7 separate regions of the Homo sapiens genome follow, and regions 1, 2, 3, 4, 6 and 7 are each linked to region 5. The links are chromatin contacts, found by Hi-C in ENCODE. All regions are on one chromosome and are shown on one strand. Each heading gives the region's core, a stretch centred on a gene start or an enhancer-like site at or near the end of the contact. The rest is flanking DNA. Distances are from core to core; before and after follow the strand shown.

Evidence for each region. Hi-C counts contacts between places; a loop is a spot of excess contacts on that map. Pooled maps may share reads with other maps.
Region 1: a loop to region 5 is called in a pooled map, with 12 times the contacts of the local background. The contact joins the promoter of ZNF613 here to the promoter of ZNF805 in region 5. A Hi-C loop is called at or near these places in 4 of 50 pooled maps.
Region 2: a loop to region 5 is called in a pooled map, with 9 times the contacts of the local background. The contact joins the promoter of ZNF432 here to the promoter of ZNF805 in region 5. A Hi-C loop is called at or near these places in 2 of 50 pooled maps.
Region 3: a pooled map shows a loop between it and region 5 (11-fold over the local background). The contact joins the promoter of ZNF615 here to the promoter of ZNF805 in region 5. A Hi-C loop is called at or near these places in 2 of 50 pooled maps.
Region 4: a loop to region 5 is called in a pooled map, with 16 times the contacts of the local background. The contact joins the promoter of ZNF616 here to the promoter of ZNF805 in region 5. A Hi-C loop is called at or near these places in 4 of 50 pooled maps.
Region 6: a loop to region 5 is called in a pooled map, with 10 times the contacts of the local background. The contact joins the promoter of ZNF614 here to the promoter of ZNF805 in region 5. A Hi-C loop is called at or near these places in 4 of 50 pooled maps.
Region 7: a loop to region 5 is called in a pooled map, with 16 times the contacts of the local background. The contact joins the promoter of ZNF649 here to the promoter of ZNF805 in region 5. A Hi-C loop is called at or near these places in 4 of 50 pooled maps.

What each region holds. Positions count from the first base shown.
Region 1 is chr19:51,925,906-51,928,777 of GRCh38, forward strand. ZNF613 (zinc finger protein 613) reads left to right here and starts at 1,567. Exons shown (of 6, transcript NM_001031721.4): 1 at 1,567-1,635. RefSeq lists enhancers at 587-1,350, 1,206-1,505.
Region 2 is chr19:52,047,547-52,050,473 of GRCh38, forward strand. It overlaps ZNF432 (zinc finger protein 432), which reads right to left and starts at 1,292. Exons shown (of 5, transcript NM_014650.4): 1 at 1,149-1,292. RefSeq lists an enhancer at 1,075-1,664.
Region 3 is chr19:52,006,665-52,009,633 of GRCh38, forward strand. It overlaps ZNF615 (zinc finger protein 615), which reads right to left and starts at 1,547. Exons shown (of 7, transcript NM_001199324.2): 1 at 1,477-1,547; 2 at 629-666. It overlaps LOC124904755 (a long non-coding RNA gene), which reads left to right and starts at 1,634. Exons shown (of 2, transcript XR_007067321.1): 1 at 1,634-1,815. RefSeq lists enhancers at 1,308-1,917, 1,978-2,057.
Region 4 is chr19:52,138,460-52,141,356 of GRCh38, forward strand. ZNF616 (zinc finger protein 616) reads right to left here and starts at 1,479. Exons shown (of 4, transcript NM_178523.5): 1 at 1,273-1,479. RefSeq lists an enhancer at 1,075-1,314 and silencers at 1,435-1,714, 1,725-1,774.
Region 5 is chr19:57,239,105-57,241,965 of GRCh38, forward strand. ZNF805 (zinc finger protein 805) reads left to right here and starts at 1,528. Exons shown (of 4, transcript NM_001023563.4): 1 at 1,528-1,817. The coding sequence starts at 1,788. RefSeq lists enhancers at 1,126-1,345, 1,366-1,635 and a silencer at 1,756-1,825.
Region 6 is chr19:52,027,011-52,029,966 of GRCh38, forward strand. It overlaps ZNF614 (zinc finger protein 614), which reads right to left and starts at 1,369. Exons shown (of 5, transcript NM_025040.4): 1 at 1,232-1,369. It overlaps LOC112268244 (a long non-coding RNA gene), which reads left to right. Exons shown (of 2, transcript XR_002958414.2): 2 at 102-2,770. RefSeq lists enhancers at 1-626, 1,097-1,856.
Region 7 is chr19:51,903,568-51,906,271 of GRCh38, forward strand. ZNF649 (zinc finger protein 649) reads right to left here and starts at 1,450. Exons shown (of 5, transcript NM_023074.4): 1 at 1,347-1,450. RefSeq lists enhancers at 1-128, 1,219-1,763, 1,482-1,601, 2,092-2,704.

The sequences.
Region 1 (2,872 bases), core at 317-2,816, 5.3 Mb before region 5:
ATGTTGGTGCATGCATCTATGATTTGTTTTTTATTATTGTTCAGTAGTATTCCAGGGTATGATTACACTGCAATTTGCTTATACATTCATGTACTGATGGACACTTGGACTGTTTCCTGTTCAGGGTATTATGCATAAAGGTGCTAAGAACATTCTTGTGAGTCTTTGTGAGGACATATCATTTCATTACTGTTGTATAAGTATCTAGGAGTGGAATTCCTGAGTCATAAGATTCTTGCTTTTATTTTGCAATTCTCCTAAGGAGTCATATAGTTCTGTAAAGCTTTTCACTCTTCACAGATTTGATATTTTAAGTAACACGGTATGTTTCTGAAATGGAGTTTGCATTTTGGGGCATTTTCTATAGATGTATCATGAAGGACACGTGAAAACTCTGTTATAAATATAAACACTCCACTGCATGCAGGAATTTCCTTCTCATTCTTCCAATGGAATTGTCTTAATTTAGGTTGGATCAGAATTAGAATTTACGTTATGATGACTATGTAAATAATATTTATAGGTCAGTCAGGTAGTATCCTATGATTACTTTTCTTGCACAACTTTTTTTTTTCTTTTTTCTTTTTTTCCTCATGAAGGGGTTGCCAAGGCTGTGTAGTGCAGTGGCTATTGATAGGTGCGATCATAGCTCACTGCAGCCTGGAACTCCTGGGCTCAAGCGATCTTCCTGCCTTGGTCTCCCCAGTAGCTGGGACTACACGTGTGCGCCATCGCGCCCGGGCTTGCACAACTTTTCATTCTCCCAGAGTCGCCTTATTTATTCCTTCCAGAATTTTAGGCACTTGGTTCTCCGAAAGCCCCGACGTTAAGATTGACTCCACCTACAGCAGAGGGAAGGCCCTTCTTCTCTCTTAAGGAAAATTCCCGCCTCCCGCATTGGATTCCTTTTCCGGTTGGCTGGTGGCTGCTCTCTTTACCTGCACTGGGCGGTGACCGTGTCCCTCAAATGTAAATGAGGTTCCAGGGGTCGCTGTTTTTTCACTTTCCGTTGACGGGGTGAACAATATCCTCGTACCTCGATTGCCTCTCCACACCCTTTTGGTCCTCAAAAATCTTCCTCTTGTCCTCCACATGTAGCTAGATGCGTTTTCGCGGTATATGACTCAGGGTGCGATTGCTCTTTTTCCTCTGTGGAGAAAGCGTTTTCACTTGTACGGACACCTAAGTGTTAAGATGGCCGCGCCCATTGTGTCATTCCCGTCATTCTTTGTGCAAAGCGGATGACTTTTCTCCCCAGCCCGCTAAGGTGCACGTAGCCATACCATGTTTGTCTTGGCTAAGCTCGACCCTCTGAAAATAAATGAAACTTGGGCGCAGGATTTAGGTGCCAAAATATGGAGTTCTTCACCGTCCCGCGCTATCCCTGAATACTTGGGCAGAAAAGGTCCACTTTACCTTCCGTACGTGCAGGATTCAAAGATGGCTGCCTCCAGTATCCGTGACGAGAGGACGCGAACTTACTACCTCCCAGTCGTCCGTGCTCCGTACACCTGCAACTTCAGACCTTCCTCGGCCGCCGTAGGCCGGCTTGGAGGCTGGGGGAGGGCCCAGAAGTGGAATAATTCAGGAAAGTGCAGGTTCTGGGAAGTCTCGGTGGGTTCCCCGCAAAATCAGGTCTGTGTGTGGGTCTGTCTGTCAGGATGAGGGGAGGAGGGTGTCTGTGGGCGTCCGTTTAGTGCGGAGCCGTGGAGTTTGTGGGGGAAGCGGGAGCAAGTGGGAGTCGGGGTATTGGGGTTGGGGCGTCTCCGGAGTCAGCCCTGAGGGATCCCAGTGGTCGGTGGTCAGAGTCTGTCCAGAGCAACACTTGGAAGTCCGTGATCAGGGTTTGGTGCCTTTGCGGGTCACTCTGTAGGGCTCGGTGATTGAGGACTGGAGTGAGGAGTGGTTTTTGTCAAGGAAAACTGTGTCTGCTTCGGATTCGGGGTTTTATTTTTTATTTTTGAGACAGGGTCTCGCTCTGTCACACAGGCTTGAGTGCAGTGGCGCAATCGTGGCTCACTGCAGCCTCCATCTCCCGGGGCTCAGGTGATTTTCCCACCTCAGCTTTCCCGAGTAGCTGGGACTACAGGTGAGCGCCACCACGCTATCTATCTATCTATCTATCTATCTAATCTGTCTAATCTAATCTATCTATCTATCTATCTATCTATCTAATTTATCTATCTAATCTATCTGTTTATTGCAGAGACGGGGGTCTCACTATGTTGCCCAGGCTGGTCTCCAACTCCTGGCCTCAAACGATCCTCTCACCTTGGCCTCCCAAAGTGCTGGGATTACGGGCGTGAGCCTTCGCTCCAGGCTGTAATCAGGATTTAATATGCGACTCAGTGAGGAGGAGCCCGGGTTCATGTGAACCTAGGTGTGTGGTCCAGGTTTTTGGATTAATCTAAGGGGGTGTGACCATGTTAGGGAGGTCTAGATGTGACAGTCGTGGAGAAGCTTGTGAAGGCTGAAGCCTTGGCAGCCAGGGCATCCTGATTGGTGTGTGTGTTCAGGTCCAACGGTACATTCCCTCTCAGTCCCTTTTAAGTTTCTCTGCAAGGACTGGTTTACAAATCTCATTTGACTTCTCACATCTCTCCTTTCTCTCATCCTGGTAAATAGGAAAGCTTTGGGGAAGATCAAAGATTAATCAAATCTAAAATGGTAAGGTGGCCTGGCGCGGTGGCTCACGCCTATATTCCCAGCATTTGGGAGGCCAAAGTGGGCGAATTGCTCGAGCCTAGAAGTTGGAGATCAGCCTGAACAACATAGCCTGTCTCTCCAAAAAATACAAATATTAACTGGGTGTGGTAACACACGCCTGTAGTCTCAGCTACTCGGGAGGCTGAGGTGGGACGATCACGTGACC
Region 2 (2,927 bases), core at 42-2,541, 5.2 Mb before region 5:
AGGCACCTGTAATCCCAGCTACTCGGAGACTGAGGCAGGAGAATGGCTTGAACGCAGGAGGCGAAGTTTGCAGTGAGCCCAGCCATTGCACTCAAGCCTGGGCGACAAAAGCAAGACTCCATCTCAAAAAAAAAAAAAAAATGTTTATATACACACTTCAATATGAAGAACAAGAAACACATAGAAAAAAAGAGGGAGACAGAGAAAAGGAATACGAGTTATAAATACAAATTTAGAAAACAATTCAAAAATATAAATACTGGGAAAATAGCCGCCTTTATATACTAACATACAAAACCTGAAACACCCATAAAAATATGCAGTACATTTGCAAGAGGAAGGATAAAAATAGGCTCTTGTTAATTTGTGCGCAGTAATTTAAAAACATAATGTTAAATAGAAAGCCTATTCATCCGCCCCCCTTCACCCCCAAAAAACTTTCATTTTCTGCAGGTTCAAGAGCATGGGTTGTTGTGGAAAGCCAGAGGATTAGAAAACTCATTGTGGAGGAGGTACTCGGACCTGAAACTTTTAGGAAATGTTAACGTTCATCAAGTCTGTTCCAGCCAAAGTTTGAGCTCAACACACACACACACACACACACACACACACACACACACACACACACACACACACAAAACCAGCCAGGGCTCTTGTGAAAAGACTTCGGCTTTCACTTGTCTCTAGACAAAAGACCACCACCCCGCCAGATAAAATAGGAAAACCTGGAATAGACACACACGTACACTGGATTCCCTTAATGATTCATCAATCACTAAGCCTCAGATTAATCCAGAATGTGAAACAGAAGTCACATTCGTTGACAAAAGCCACCCCATCGATTCTCAATCACTGAGCCCCACTGGGGAGTGACCCGCGAGGACCACAATCCCTGACCTCAGTACTCTTGGTCGTTGATCTATTCAGGCCTTTAATCACTGACCACCAGAGCCTCCATGAGGGACCCCAAAGATATCCTATCACAGACACCCACCAGGGACTCCTACCAGCTCCCCTCCAAAAGGAAACACCCGCCCCCGCCTCCCCCAACCCCCGCGCTACCTCCACCATATAGCGCCACCAACAACGCAGACGCCCTCAGAAAGCTCCCTCCCACCACGTTTCCACGCCCTGACCCACACACTGACCTGACTCTCCTTGGAATCGCCGCGACCTCTTAAAAGCTGAACTTACTTCCCTAAACTTCTTCCACTTCTGGGCCCCTCGCCCAACTCCCTCCCCCTCTAAACCTCCAGAGACGGTCAGCCGCGTTTCCATGGAGAGCGGAATGCGGCCTTCCGGCTTTTCCTCAGGAGGAGACGCGTCCGCGCCGGCGTCGCCTCGCCGCTCTGGGGGCGGCCATCTTTGAGTACGTGACGTACAGAAGGCACAGCGGCCGGGAGACGCGGTGGACGGAGGCCTCTTAAACTGTCCGATTTCCAGACACCTCAGCCCTGGCAGAAAATGGAGAGCTTATCAGAGGCTTGAGTTCACACAGGCAGACACGGCGTGGGGGTAAAGTCCTCTGAACAGACACGGAACAGAAATAAGTTAGTCTTCTCCTCGCAGGGGACAGTGAACGGCGCAAACTTCTCAAAGGCCAGAACCCATTATTACCACAAAGGCGCGGCATCCCTTCTTAGCGGTTATGATGGCTGTGACGTCTCAGCTCAATGGAAAATTAAAGTCACCTCTGGGCACCTCAGTCACTATTGTAAATGCGAAGCGTTTTAGAAGCCGTATAAAAACTGAAGCAAGAGAGACTAGAACAAAAAATAAGCGAGCGGTGCGTTGCAGGTAACGGAGCCAGAGCCCTTAGGGGAGAGCATCATGGGGGCGGCCATCTTAGGGGACGTTCGGTGTCCGTACGGCAGAACATATTCTCTCTGAGAAGCTTGCGGTGGAACTGGCCCATGGAAATGTCTTTAGAAGAGAAGAACCACCTGGCTCTGTTCTTGACTCTGGAAAAGAATCCTTTTCTAGAATTATTTAGGTTGTTGCCAGATTAATTTCCTTTAGAGAGTTTCCTTGCCCCCACGACTTCCTATCTTTAAAGCCAACAATAGTATGTGAAATCCCTTTCATATTTGAAACCACTGACTATTGCTGCTGCATCTCTCCGGTTTCTCCTATTCTTAAGTGCTTGGGCAATCCAGAATAATCTCCCAATGCTAAAGTCAGCTGATTAATAAACTTAATTACAATGCAGAGTCCTTTTTGCCATGTAACATAACCATGGGAATTACTCTGGGGTTGTAGATCTGGCTATGATATGATGACACTAATGAATATTTTGCAATAAAAACATACTATTTTAAAATATATATATACATATATCTTTATATATGTATATTTCTACAGAATTATTACAAGTTATGTCTTATGATGGTTTCTTATAAGAAGCAAGGAGGAAAAGGTCCTTAACATTTTCAATTGTGTTTTTTTTAATAATAAAGCATGCATTCTAATTTACAAAAACCACAATAAAGGTACTTTCATCATGTCAGTCTTGAGGCTGAACAACACTTAACATTCTTTTTCCTTTTACCTGTCTGCCTTCTCCCTTCCCCTACACTCTCTATACCCCACCCTCCAGGCTCTCTGTTCCATCATCTTATGCGTATGGCCCCTTTCCCCTGTGCCCTCTTATTACTTCCATCTATCACGCAGACACACACTGTCACTCCCCTAAACACTCTAGTGTTAAACAATTGCTGCTGATTGTTTTTTGACAAGTGCCCTATGGGTAGGAGTGTTCACATAAATAAAGTCAAGCCAAATAGAGAAATACTATGAGAATAGACCTATTCAGCAGGCTGCAAAGCAGGCTTAGTAGTGAACATTCTGTGGGGATGGAGGCTTTTGGGTGTTTCAGAGCCATTTCTGCCATTTTCAGAGCCATTTCTACCTCCTCAAGTGCAGATATT
Region 3 (2,969 bases), core at 297-2,796, 5.2 Mb before region 5:
ATGATTCACAAACAGAGGAATGGATGAATACTTAGAAAACCAGTAGAGCTGATCTAATACAATGTTAATGGTAAAAGCTAGGTGGTAGGCATATTGGTATTAACATTAAACTTCTTTCAATATTTCCATAGGTTCAAAAATTTTCACAAAATAATATGTTAGGCAGAGAGAAAAATATTGTAATACTAAGAATTAAGATGACCAAATATAAAATAAATATTTAAAATTAATTTATCTTTTGTTATAGATTATAAGGAAAGGGGAGTCAGAAAGCAATACACTGCAATAAAAGTAATAGTCTAGATTGAAGATTAAAGGCAGGAAAAACAAAATTCATGGATAAATGGATAATCATAAAATGTTCCTAAAAATAATACCTAAACATTTTAAAACATTTCACTTCTATCCAAATGTACGCATAAACTTAATGTGAATGCACTTATAGTACCACCGGCTCAAACAGTAAAAACAACTTCTAAATGTTTATTACATAATATAAAGCGAAAAAGATAATAGTACCATTTACATAATTTATCTGAATTATGAATATTAAGCACATAACATACACGTCTAAAATTGAAATATTCTGAAAATTTGACAAAGGTTATCTTTGAGTAACCGAGCTTACCATGGCAGAGATGTTATCTTACTTGTGTCAGAAAGAACCTGAAAAGAAATATCCAAGAGGATACGCTGGAAACTTGCAGGACAAAGGGTAGAAGCCGCATCTTAAATATAAAACATACTACTTTTAGGTATGCTAGATGACTGATCTCGCCAAAAACTTCCATTTCTGAGGATTCAAGACCAAGGGGTGATGGAAGGTGCCAAAGGGGATTTAAAAACCAGTCGTGGAGAAGGGTCTTGGGCAGAAGGGGAATGCTAATGAGCATCAATTCTGTTCCAGCAGCCAGGGCTGGGGCTAACCCATCACCTGCCATGGTTCCCAGGCCTCCAGAGCTGCAGCCCACATCGGAATCTGTGGCGCTACCACCACCGCCACCGGGATTAATTCCAAAACCTGGATCAGAAACCTCCGTACCTTAACCCCCAAGACAGTTCCTCAATCATTTAGTCCCAAACAAAACCTGAACCATAAACCGATTCGCTGACAAAACAAACCCTCCAGTTCGCAATCACTGAGCCCCGCCAAAGGACAACACCAAAGACACCAGAATGTGACTTGGGCACTCAGTAGCGGATCTCTAGAGATCTTTAACCACAAACTACACGAGGACCCTGTGACTGGTCCCAGAGGTACCCCGATCACACACACACACACCCTATCACGGACCTCTTGTAGTTCCCCTGCGATAGGAATCGGACCCACGCTAAGCTCCTGAAAGAATTCCACTGGCGTCGCCAAACGCTGGCGCCGACAGATACCAGTCCATCACCACTGTCCACGAACACGCCCAGCCACGGACAGAATTTCCTCCCCCGTCACCACAGCGACCACCCAGTGACTGAACTTACTTCCCAGAACTTGGTGGGCTCCGGCCTCATCTCTCGGCCTCCTCAGTGCCTGACGGCGACTATCCAGGGTCGGAGGCGTTCCCAGCGTTTGCGCAGATGCAAGATGGCCGCGCCCTCGTCGCCTTGGCTCCATGGGGGCCGCCATCTTTGAGTATCTGACGTACACAAGGCAAAGGGCGCGTTTTGGCGCTGGTGACCGGGGGTGACCGGGGGTGACCGGGGATGGCCGGGAAGATGAAAGAGCACTGAAACTGTCCCATTTCCTGGCACCTCAACCCTTCATAAATACGGGTCCATATACAGAGGCTCCAGTTTACACAAGACAAAAATGGCGTGGAGGTAAATCCCTTTCAGCAGCTGAATAGAAGGCTAAGATGGCCGCGACGTTTACACTTTGTACAAAGGTTAGGAAACAGTTCCTTGTGAGGGAAAAGGAGAACCGGCCGAGAGGGGACACTTCGGCCAAAGCCAGATTTCTAACAAAGTAGCTTGAAGCGCCTTTTGAACGCAGAAGAGGGCTGTTAGCTACGCTGACGGAACAGGGGTAGCAGTCACAGACTAGGTAATGAAAACGGTTGGAACGTGCCAAAATTATGTTGGGTGAAAGGCATGGGGAAAAGCCAGTAAAAGCCAGAAAGTATAGTTCCCAAGGCGGAGGGGAGAGCCTGGGACCCAGGTGGAGCCAAATATGAGGGCTGGACTCAGGAGAAGTGGCCAGAAATTAAGGGAACAGGACCACTTCAGTGAGAAAAAAAAGGTTGGGAAAGAGGCCGGGCGCGGTGGCTCACGCCTGTAATCCCAGCACTTTGGGAGGCCGAGGTGGGCGGATCACCTGAGAGCGGGAGTTCGAGACCAGCCTGACCAACATGGAGAAACCCTGTCTCTACTAAAAATACAAAATTAGCCAGGCATGGTGGCGCATGCCTGTAATCCCAGCTACTCGGGAGGCTGAGGCAGGAGAATCGCTTGAACCCGGGAGGCGGAGGTTGCTGTGGGCCAAGATGGCGTCATTGCACTCCAGCCTGGGCAACAGGAGCAAAACTCCATCTCAAAAAAAAAACAAAAGAAAGAAAGGTTAAGAAGGAGATCACGTTATACTACGTGTGCCAACCGCGAATAGTATGTGCAAAGTCATGGCAATGCTGAACTGTAAATATAAATCCAACCAAACTTCCTATATTAGAAGAATGAGAGAAAGGAAATGCCTGTGTGAATCTATGTGTGTGATATAGGTATCAGTATATAAATATACAGAGAAATTGTCAAACTATTTTTCAGAGTCAAGTTCGTGTTCCATTTGCTCTTCTCACCCTTGGTATATGAGAGTTTTTCTTTTTTTTTGTTTTTTTTTTGTCTCTTTTTGAGGCAAGGTCCACTCTGTTGCCCAGTCTGGAGTGCCTGGGGAGATCACAGCTCACTGTAACTTGGAACTCCTGGGCTCCTGAATAGCTGGGACTACAGGTGGGCACCACCACACCTGGCTAATTTTTTAA
Region 4 (2,897 bases), core at 229-2,728, 5.1 Mb before region 5:
TCACAGCTCATCTGGGTGGGGTCCTCGCCCACTCTCTTCACTACTATGTGTTTCCCGCTCTCATTCTGCACGTCTTTTTTCCCTTTGCTGTTTTTCTCCCCTTTCTTTATTCCCTCTTTTATGTCTATTCTGCCCAATGCTTCGAAATTTATTTCACCTCTTGTTGCTCTTTCTCCCCAAACTTTCCCATTGTCCCCAGCCGCCACGTATTCCTGCCTCTTTTCCCCCATCTGAGCTCCCTGTCTGCTCTCCCTGTTAAAATCCCTCTTCCCTGTTAAATTCCCTTTTCCCTGTTACATCTCCTTTGTTCCCACTCTCTAGCACCCCCAACTTCCTAGGCTTCCTCCTTGCTGTGGTTCTCCCTCTACTCTCCTTTGTTACCCACTCCCCTCTCCTTCAGTCCCAGCACCACGTGGCTCTGTCAGCCGCGGCTCCGACTCTTACCTTTTCCGCCCCCCGCGTCTGACTGCAGTGCCTCCTCCTTTGCCGCCCCTCTCTATTTTGCTGCCCTTCAGCTCCCTGAAGCTCTCCCTTTTCCCTAATTTCTTTATGTGCTTTTCTCCCCGTGCTACTTTCTCCATGCGTCCTCTTGCACTCTTGCTCTCTTTGCCAGTACCTAAATTATCATCCATTTTGCCGTGTACTCATTCTTTTCTCCCCAGTTTTTCTTTCTGTCCCGTCGCTCCCCCTCTTTTCCTCTCCTGATCCCTCTCACCCACACATTCAGGAGGAAAGGGGAGGAATACGATGCCCACCTCCCGGAAGAGCACATTTTCCAGTGGAGTAAAAATTTGGGAAGGAACGACAGTGGGTGTCACAAGACAGACTCGGGTGACCTCCTGCAACGCGGAGTCAGGAAAAGCAGTGGCTGTGAAGGGGCAGCCTGGGGAGGGGAAGGACCCGGCGTGAGGAGGACACTAGGTGGCGCGCGGAGGACACTAGGTGGCGCGGGGGACGGTGTCTCAGGACAGGGAGGGTCTGCAGAATCCCAGGACCTGGGAGAAGAAGCGGCTCCTTCAGGAGCTGGGCAGCGGGCGCTCCCCTCCAGGCGTCGACAAGGGCGAAGCTCGGGGGTCTCGACTGGTGGGAATCCACCTCGCGAGGGAGGACTTGACTTCGCCCGGGGCCGAAGCAGGGGTCAATGAGAGTTTTAAGCAGGAACACGACCTGAATGGGGTTATCGACATGGTTATCTACATGGCAGAAAGGCAGGGGGCAAGGAACAGCCTGAGAGAGATTTTAAACCGACAGGGAAGCAATTCTCGGACTTACGTGGGGAGAAGTGCCTGTTGCAGGGGCGAAGGGGCTATGGGTATTTTAAGGTCCGTAGCGATCCCCAGATCACTGGTACGGAGAAGTGAGGACTGCAAAGTGCACGTTTAATCCAGGCAGACGGAGCGAAGTAATGTTTAATCCACGTAGACTGAAACACACACACAGCGATAAGGCCTTTCCCTGGCGCAATCTGCTTCCGGGAGTGACGGAAACTGCTAGCGGAGAGAAAAAACTGGGAGGCCAGGGGGCGGGGCCTGGGCGAGCCGCGACCAGCAAGGGGCGGGTCGGAAAGAGGGGCCTGACTCGGGGAGGGACCCTGAGAGGGTGGAGCCGGGCCGGAGCGGCAGTGGGCGTGGCTAGGTGGGGCGGGACGGAGCCGCGGCGGAGGATGGGGCGGGGTTTCATGGGGTAAGCGGGGCCGAAATAGAGCCTGTTATTTACTCTGGTTCACAGGCAGCATGTCTTTGGTTTTCTGACTACTTCTTGTCCTGTGAAGCAGCGTTGCTGCCTGCCTATTTTAAGTTAATGTTTCAAAATTTAAGGTTAAAGCTTAAAGTTGTGGTCCACTTATATTAGAAACTAAGATGATTTCTTAACAAGTTGAACTAAGTCAAAACCGATTTTTACAAGCTTGGTGGACTCCATCCACTCTTGCCGATGATGCTGAAGCTACTCAATAGTCAGGGAACTAGGATCTCGCTGGGGATTTGATGTGGAGCCGTGGCTGGATCCAGGAACCCGGAAGACATTATGCCAAGCGAAATATGCTAGACACAGAAAGACAAATACTGCCTGTGCTTTTACACGTGCAAAGTACAAACGTCAAATTTACAGTAACAGATTAGAAGGGTGGTTACCAGGGCTGGGGGATGTATCCTATGCCTTTATCACCATTATATTTTGGAAGCAGATAACTTCTCTGGCCTCACAGATTCACAGCTGGGCAGAAATTTTGCCTCAGGATGAATCACACCTTGATTCTCACCCATGTGTGGTTCAGATAATATTTAGGGGGTATTCTGCCCTAAGAGCTGATACAGGAATGGATTAAGACTTTTGAGAGTTGATACTGAAATGGATTAAGTCTTTTGAGATGGGCCAGCAGTTTTGGAGGCCCAGGTGGGCAGGTCACTTGAGCTCAAGAGTTCAAAACCAGCCTGGACAGCATCGTGAGACCCCCATCTCTACAAGAAATACAAAAAGTAGCCAGGCTTGGTAATGCACTCTTGTAGTCCCAGCTACTTGGGAAGCTGAGGTGTCAGAATTGCTTGAGGCCAGGGATTTGAGATCATCCTGGGCAACATAGCCAGACCTCTCTACAAAAAATTAAATTATCTGGACATGGTGGCCTGCACGTGTGGGCCCAGCAACTCGGAAGGGTAAGGAAGGAGGATCATTTGAGCCCAGGAGGTGAAGGCTGCAGTGAGCCATGAGAAGAGGAGATTTGGTTGGGTGCAGTGGCTAACGCCTATAATCCCCACACTTTGGGAGGCCAAGGTAGCAGGGAGCTAACTTGCATTCTTCTGTTAGCTGAGGCGTTTGATGATAAATGAAAGCAGAAAGTTTGTGACTTATTTACGTTCTTTCCACAGAAAGGCCATATGTCCTTGGCCATAAAGAAA
Region 5 (2,861 bases), core at 278-2,777:
CTCCTGAGTAACTGGAATTACAGGGGTGTGCCACAATGCTCAGCTAATTAAAAATTTTTTTTGAGTAGGCTGGATGCTGTGGCTCATGCCTGTAATCCCAGCACTTTGGGAGGCCAAGGTGAGTGGATCACTTGAGCACAGGAGTTCAAGACCAGCCTGGGCAGCATGGTGAAACTGACTACAAAAACTACAAAACAAAACAAAAAAACCCTCAATTTGCTGGGCGTGGTGGTGCGTGCCTGCAGTCCCAGCTACTTGGGTGGCTGAGGTGGGAGGATCACTTGAACCCTGGAGTTTGAGGCTGCAGTGAGCTGTGATCGCGCCACTGCACTATGGCCTGAGCAACAGAGCGAGACCCTGTCTCAAAAAATATATATATAAATATATATATAAATATATATGTGCATATATATACGTATATATACATATGTATATATACGTATATATGTATATATGTATATATAAATATATGTATATATAAGTAGAGAGAGAGAGAGAGAGAGAGACGGAGTCTCACTCTGTCGCCCAGGCTGGAGTGCAGTGGCGCGATCTCGGCTCACTGCAAGTTCCGCCTCCCGGGTTCACATCATTCTCCTGCCTCAGCCTCCCGAGTAGCTGGGACTACAGGCGCCAGCCACCACGCCCGGCTAATTTTTTGCATTTTTAGTAAAGACGGGGTTTCATCGTGTTAGCCAGGATGGTCTCGATCTCCTGATCTCGTGATCTACCCGCCTCGGCCTCCCAAAGTGCTGGGATTACAGGCGTGAGCCACCGCGCTCTATTTTTTTTCTTTTCTTTTTCTTTTTTTTTTTTTTTTGGTACCAATGAGGTCTCGCTCTGTCGCCCAGACTGTTCTCAAACTCCTGTCCTCAAGCGATCCTCCTGCCACAGACTTCTGGGACCACAGGTGTGCGCCAGCACACTCAGCTTATTTTAAAAAAATTTTTTTTTTTTTTGGTAGTCTCCCTATGTTGCTCAAGCTGGTCTTGAGCTCCTGGGCTCAAGCGATCCGCCCCCCTTGGCCTCCCAATGCGCTGGGATCCCAGGCCTGAGGCATCGCGCCGCCCGACGTCCCCCTTTGGTTACTCTGACTGCCCGCTGATCTGTATAAGAGGATCCGGAGGGGAAATAATGCAAGGTGGAAGTCAGAGTCCGGAGCCTGGTCCAGGGTCTCTGCACTGGCCCTGACCCTGGCAAATGTCCCTGACTCCTGGGGCTCGATTTCCTCCGGCCAAGAATGGACGGTCTCGCGCTTGGTCCCTGGCCTCCGAGTTGTGCCCCCAGGACAGAGGCAGGTCTGAGCCGGGCTGTAGGCCCGCTGCGACTTTTACACCGAGGCCTGCCGGCTCAGGATCTGTCCCCTTTGCAGGTGGTTTGTAGAGAAAAACTACATTAACTACAAGGCATTGCCAGGTGCGACGGCGGGCCCTGGGGCCAATGATGGTCCAGGACAGGGGCGTTTCCTGTGGGTTGCGAAGCTTGGGGCGGGACTTCCGGCATTTGGATGGGACGTAATTTGGGAGCGACGGTTCCGTCCACGCCGGCTCTAGGGAGGGGGCGGTGTTCCGTGGCCGCCTCCCTGGCGGCGCTGGGGAAATGAGCAGGTAGGAGGCCGACAGCGACCTCCGCGTCTCGGAGCGAACCGTGAGCCTCCCCGTAACGAGAGAGTTTGACTGTCAGCCAAGGTCACCGGGCCCGGCGCAGGGAAGGGGTGGGGCTCGGCTGAGCCCGCGAGACCCGCCCTGCTCGCCGCAGCCCCCGCCCCGCTAGGGCCACAGGGTCCCGGTATGGCGATGGCTTTGACGGACCCGGCGCAGGTGAGTGGACAAGGTTTCGGCCTTGCTGCTTTTCTGCTAGTTCGGGGAAGCCTCCTGGGCAGGCCGGAAGCCAAGACAGCCACAGGATTCCTCTTTGTAGTTTTGTTTGTTTACGAAACGTGGAGCAGGCTCGTCACTTAGTTTATCTCCTGTCGTGGTAGTACCTGAGAGACTGAATATTGAAGCGGACAGTAGGCAGACTATACATCGATTATAGGGCTGTGACGTACAATTTTTTTGTAGCAACCTGCCCAGGAAACCAGCCTCCTGTTCTGCAATAAACTACTCTGGAAGCCAGTCTGCCTTAAGTTAGTCTTGCAAGGAGCTAGATTACTCTCTGGTGACATTTCAGGAGGCTAAACGGTAACTCCTGGAACAGTAGGCCCCAAATAGGACTTGATTTGTAACTGACTGTTCTAATTTTTGCCTCCGCCTCCAAAAGAGGACCAAGCAGAGAAAGCCATACGTGCTCAGCCTAACCAATCACATACGATGCCCCACTTCTAGTTAGCCCTTCTGCAGCTTTCCACTGCTAAAGTGTCAGGCCTCTGAAAGCTGCTTAATAATTGCTTGAAGGATGGATGAAGTTCCACTCCAGGGACTCCCGTCACACACATCATCCGAACTCAGCCTTGGCCTGCAAGTCCCTACCCGGTCCACTATGGCTGACCACCTCTGTCCTTGTTTCCTTCCTTTCCTCCCTGGCTCAGCGCTTCAGACACAGGTCCACTATGGCTGACCACCTCTGTCCTTGTTTCCTTCCTTTCCTCCCTGGCTCAGCCCTTCAGACATATCAATCTGATCACGCAGAGTTCTTTCCTACCCCTCAGCCTTCACCTTTACAGTTCATTCAGCCTCAGACACTATCCTCAGATCTCTGCAAGACCCTTTCACATCTTGTTGGCTCTGCTCAAATGTCACTTCTTTAAAGCGGCCTTTCATGGCAGTTCAGACTAAAGTAGTCCCCTTCTCACCTGCCCTTGGTCTAGCGTTTTTGTATAGAGAATCTGGCAAAGTTTTAGACACCTACTGAGTTGAGGTCTT
Region 6 (2,956 bases), core at 119-2,618, 5.2 Mb before region 5:
ACTCAGAGACCAGTGCCAGCGTGGGTCCTCCGTATGCTGAGTGCTGGTCTCCTGGGCCCACTTTTCTTTCTCTATACTTTGTCTCTTATTTCTTTTCTCAGTCTCTCATCCCACCTGACAAGAAACACCCACAGGTTGTGGAGGGGTGGCCCCCTTCAAGGTGAATTCTCAGACAGATCAATTTTAGGAAAGAGAACACATGGAAGGCTCCAAGAATGTCTTTAAAAACCACGTGTGCCCATGTACTGGTTCGAAAGTCTCTGTAAGCTCTTTGGGTATACATACCTCGTGTCAAGACCAATGTACTAAGCAAATCACAAGAACTGTCTCATTTCACATTATGCGCTAAAGGAGTAACTTTACCCAAGAGAGCTTTGTCCTTTGCCCACAGTTCCTATGAGGCAAACTCTAAGCCTTTGGAATACGCTGCTTGATAAAACTGTCTTTGGTTATCAGGGCAATTTAAGCCATGCCAAATTGTCTATCCTAATAATGTGATTTACTGTGGGAGACCTTGGACCACGTGGTATTAGTTTGATATCTGGAGGAGCTGGAGATTGAAGTCAGCCTCATAGGCAGTCAATTGTGTGTGTGTGTGTTAACTGATATCCAATAAAACTCTGGACACCAAGGCCTAGGTGAGTGGCAACAATGGTTACAATGGCTGGCAATAATAATATAAGGGTGTATATATAAGAATATGATAATTTAAAAACGTATGAAGCAAAACAGAATGAGAGAGGATTAGACAATTCAACAATAATAATTGAAGACTACATTACCCTACTTGCAATAATAAAGAAAACAAATAGAAACTCAGCAAGGATACCGAAAACTTGAACAACATTATCAACCAACTAGACTTAACGAACATTTAACACTGCACTCAACAGCAGTAAAATAAACATTTTTTTCAAGAGCACATGTTATATTCTTCAGGAAAGATAATATCCCATGTGATAGCCTGAGATAGGGCCTCATGGGAAGGGAAAGACCTGACCGTCCCCCAGCCCAACACCCGTAAAGGGTGACTCACAAGGGCCCCAGACCCAGACAGAGTCGGACTCGTCGCTGATTTCCTCAGACTCTTCATCCCTACAGCCAAAGGACCCGTCATTAACGCCCCGCTTCCTCAGCGACTGCGTTCAAATACAGCCCCAATCAGGACGCTCCACGCACCATCGGTACACAGACCCACAGGCCGCGAGTCCATGCCCAGAACTCGACTCACCCGAGCCCGAACCTCTCCAGACACCACTGGCAGCGACAAAACGCCGCATCCACGTCCGAAAACGCTTCCTATTCAGACGCGCTCCTGCGCGGACTCCGGGAAGCTGAGCGGTAAAGACCGTGAAGCGAGGCGAGGACCACGGAGCCTGCCCGGGATCGCGAGTTCAGACTGCGGGCGCCGCTCTATGAGGTCACAGGGCTGCGCCCATCGCAGCGTTTCTGACAGGAGCGGCCATAATGGCTGTGGGAATCACTCTTAGTCACCTCAGTGCCTTTCTCTCTTCGTTGCAAGGGACACTCAAGAGTCGGGTGCCCAGCCAAGGCCAACACGGCGCAGTGGCATTCTATTCAGCCTGCTGTGGAAAAAAGATGGCGGCGCCCTTTGTGCCCATTATAGCTGAGAGTGGAGCCTTAGCTGGAGCACCATGGGCACGGCCATCTTAGAGGAAGGCAGCAGCCGTACGGCAGAGAAGATGCTCATATCCAGGACAATTTGGAAAAATAAACAAGGTTTGAAGAAGTCACGGTGCTGGCCAGGAAGCGGTCACAGAGTTGCCAAAACCAGTGGTCACTGAAAGTGTTAGATTTGGGGATAGGGCGGGGGTTCTGGGCTGGGTAAGGCTTTTGTGGGTTAGATTAGACTCTGACTGAATGGACGAAGCCGAGAACAGGAGTGATGCTCCATTAAATGCTAATACCCACATGGGGCTTGCTATTAAAACCACTGCCAGTGGGGAAGGGGATGAGGAGGTGAAGGTGCAACTGTGTTAATATCTACATGTTTCCTTCCAGAAGTAAAGGAAGATGACAGTGGGGCACTTAAGAATATGAAATTATTAGAATGCGATCATCCTACTTTGCAATGTTTCCAGATTTTTTAAAAAGTCACACTTAAAAAATATTAGTTCTATTTTTGCAGATGTTGGCGTTGTAACTGTAGAAGATTTAAGTAAATATTGTATTTTTGGAAGGCAACCTAGAGCCAATTTAATTTTTTCGTTTTCTTTGACACAGCAATTCTAAAAGCTATCTAGGCAAATCTGTCTTAATATTAACCACAACTTTTGTAATTTACAAAAAAAGGGAATTACAATGAGAGATGAATACTTTGGTAAATTATGGAACATCTGCTGAACTGTAAGAGTATATATCAATTTAAAAGAATATGCTACAATTGTTTTATAAAAAAGAAAACTTTGTCAGAGGACAAAAAAATGATCTGCAGGATAGTATATATTTTATGGTCTTGTTATTGGAAGAAATCATAAACATCTTTTGGAAAATTGTGATTGGTTAAACAAGACATTTAGTTTGAATTAATATTGTTTGTGTTCATAGGTAGAGAATGCCATGTTTTTACTTGAAAAATATTCCCAATTTATACTTAATTTTACTATCTTTGTACCATAATCATGAATATATTATAAAACATGTTGATCTTAGAAAATAGGTATGATGATGTATAATAAGTTCATGGCATGATAAATGCAAAATAGGCTGTTTTCTTTCAGAAAATAAATATGCTCATGCATTTGAAAAATTCTGGAGAATATACTAACAATATTTGACTGTTCCGTACAATTATGGTGACTTAAAATTTCTTCATTTTACTTACGTTTTGTAATTTCTAGAGAATAAGAATTTCATGTTCGTATTTCTTGAGTGTTATAACATATTCCATCCAGGATTAAATTTCAGCCCCGTTCATCTGGAATGTTAATCTCTG
Region 7 (2,704 bases), core at 200-2,699, 5.3 Mb before region 5:
CAGCACTTTGGAAGGCCGAGGCGGGCAGATCACCTGAGGTCAGGAGTTCAAGACCAGCCTGGCCAACGTGGTGAAAGCCTGTCTCTACTAAAAATACAAAAATTAGCCGGGCGTGGTGGCGGGCGCCTGTAATCCCAGCCACTCGGGAGGCTGAGGCAGGACAGTCGCTAGAACCCAGGAGGCGGAGGTTGCAGTGAGCTGAGATCGCACCACTGCACTCCAGACTGGACAACAGAGCTAGATTCCGTCTGGGGGATAGGAGGAAACTTTGATCCCCAAATGCTCAAGGAGACTGATGCTTAAGCAAACTAAATATTGCCTGAGAACGACTCCATACTTCTATATTTGAGTCCTTGTGGATAAACTGCAACCTAGCTTAACAGACAAAATTGAAAACCGAACTTAATCGTATGCACCTGTAACAATAGCTGAGTGGTGGCCAGTCCCAGCGGCCATACTCATAGACTGCTGAATGTTCCAACTGCGTTCAAATAAGGCAAACGCCGAATGGTAACCAATCTCACTGTTTCTGGACCTCGCTTCCGATTCCTGTATGTCACTTTACCTTTTTTGTCTATAAATTTGTTCTGACCACGAGGCACCCCTGGAGTCTCTGTTAATCTGCTGTGATTCTGGGGGCTGCCCAATTCGCGAATCGTTCATTGCTCAAGGAAACTCCTGTAAATTTAATTCGGCTTCAATTTTTCTTTTATCACTGATTTGAGTAATAATAAAACTCCGGTCTCCCCGCACAGCCGGCTCTGCATGAATTGCTCTTTCTCCATTGCAATTTCCCTGTCTTAACAAGTCGGCTCTGTCTAGGCAGCCGGCAAGGGTGGGCGGTTATAGTTTCACAACTCAACCCCAGCCAGGGGCCTGGGCTTGTAAAATACCAGATTTTACAAGCCTCTGAGCCCCACATGCCTGGGCCTCCCCGAAACACTTAACACACATCCCCGATTCACCCCAAAACCTACACCACACACCCTCGTACGCTGCCCAGCACCCCGGCTTCATCACCGACTTTAAACTGCAGCATTTGGAGTGATAATAATGGCGTCGGTGATAAAGCCGGCGTGCTGGGCAGCGTCCCCCTAGAGTTCTCCATCCAGTGATCCAGAGGCCTACTAACAGAGTGACCCTCAGAGACCCCAAACTCTGACGCCGAGTCTCAGTCGCTGAACTCGACAGACCTTTAACGCCCGACCACAAGAACTCTCCCACGCCGGACCGCAAAGGCACCCCAACCCAAAGGCTCCACCGCCCAGGCCGCCAGCTCTCCCCACAGGCTCCTCAGAAGCTCCCTACCCCTTTAACCTACTCCACGGAGAGACCCAAACACTCACCTGATTTTCTTCTGGCTACACCTAAATTCCCTGAATGCTTCCTTTCCTGGCCCTTAAACCCCGGCACTGGCCTATGGCGGCGGACGAGGGCGCGAGTCAATTCTGCCGCGCTAGGACGATGGGACATGGGCTTCTCTTCGAGGAGGTAACATGTCCGCGCCCTGAGCCACGGCTCTCTGGGCGCGGCCATCTTGGTAGATCTGCCGTACAGAAGGGAAACAGTTGTTCTTGTGTCATTAAACCGGGATGACTCTCCTGAAAGCAAAAATTTGAGGCGCAGGAGCATTTTCTAGAGTTTATCTGAACAAACAGCAATTCATGAATTAGGAAGCATCAAACCAAAAGAAGTCTCGCGCTTCTATGCTTAAAGCATTAGACACAAGTATTCACAGGGTGAGTGAAGGAGTAAAACAAAGAAATTATTTGATTAGTTACAATTATAAAAATGCATTTTTTTAAATTTGCCTTGGAAAGTCCCTAATGACATAATAGCATGTGAGTTGCCTACTTTTGATCGGTTGAGATTGAGTTTTGTCCTTCCCTAACACAAGCATTTACCAGAAATGACTCAAGTGAATTGTTGCTTATGTTTGCAGGTTAAGCAAGGTTAAGGCTGTTTTTAAGGCCTACTGGGTTTTGTTTGCTCAGGAGTTTTTGAATTCTGGTCTGCATTTTAATTTTGCTTTGACACAGGAGACAGTGAAATGGCACTGATGTGTTCCCTCTCCTGACACCTCAACCCCTGCACTGTGAGGTTGGAGCACTAACAACAGTGCACTGTGGGGAAAAGAAAGAGAGATCAGACTGTTACTGTGTCTATGTAGAAAGAAGTAGACATAAGAGACTCCATTTTGTTCCGTACTAAGAAAAATTCTTCTGCCTTGAGATGCTGTTAATCTGTAACCCTACCCCCAACCCTGTTCTCACAGAGACGTGTGCTGTGTTGACTCAAGGTTTAATGGATTTAGGGCTATGCAGGATGTGCTTTGTTAAACAAATGCTTGAAGGCAGTATGCTTGTTAAAAGTCATCACCACTCTCTAATCTCAAGTACCCAGGGACACAATACACTGCGGAAGGCCACAGGGACCTCTGCCCCAGAAAGCCAGGTATTATCCAAGGTTTCTCCCCATGTGATAGTCTGAAATATGGCCTCGTGGGAAGGGAAAGACCTGACCATCCCTCAGCCCGACACCCGTAAAGGGTCTGTGCTGAGGAGGATTAGTATAAGAGGAAGGAAGGCCTCTTGCAGTTGAGACAAGAGGAAGGCATCTGTCTCCTGCTCGTCCCTGGGCAATGGAATGTCTCGGTATAAAACCCGATTGTATGTTCCATCTACTGAGATAGGAGAAAATCGCC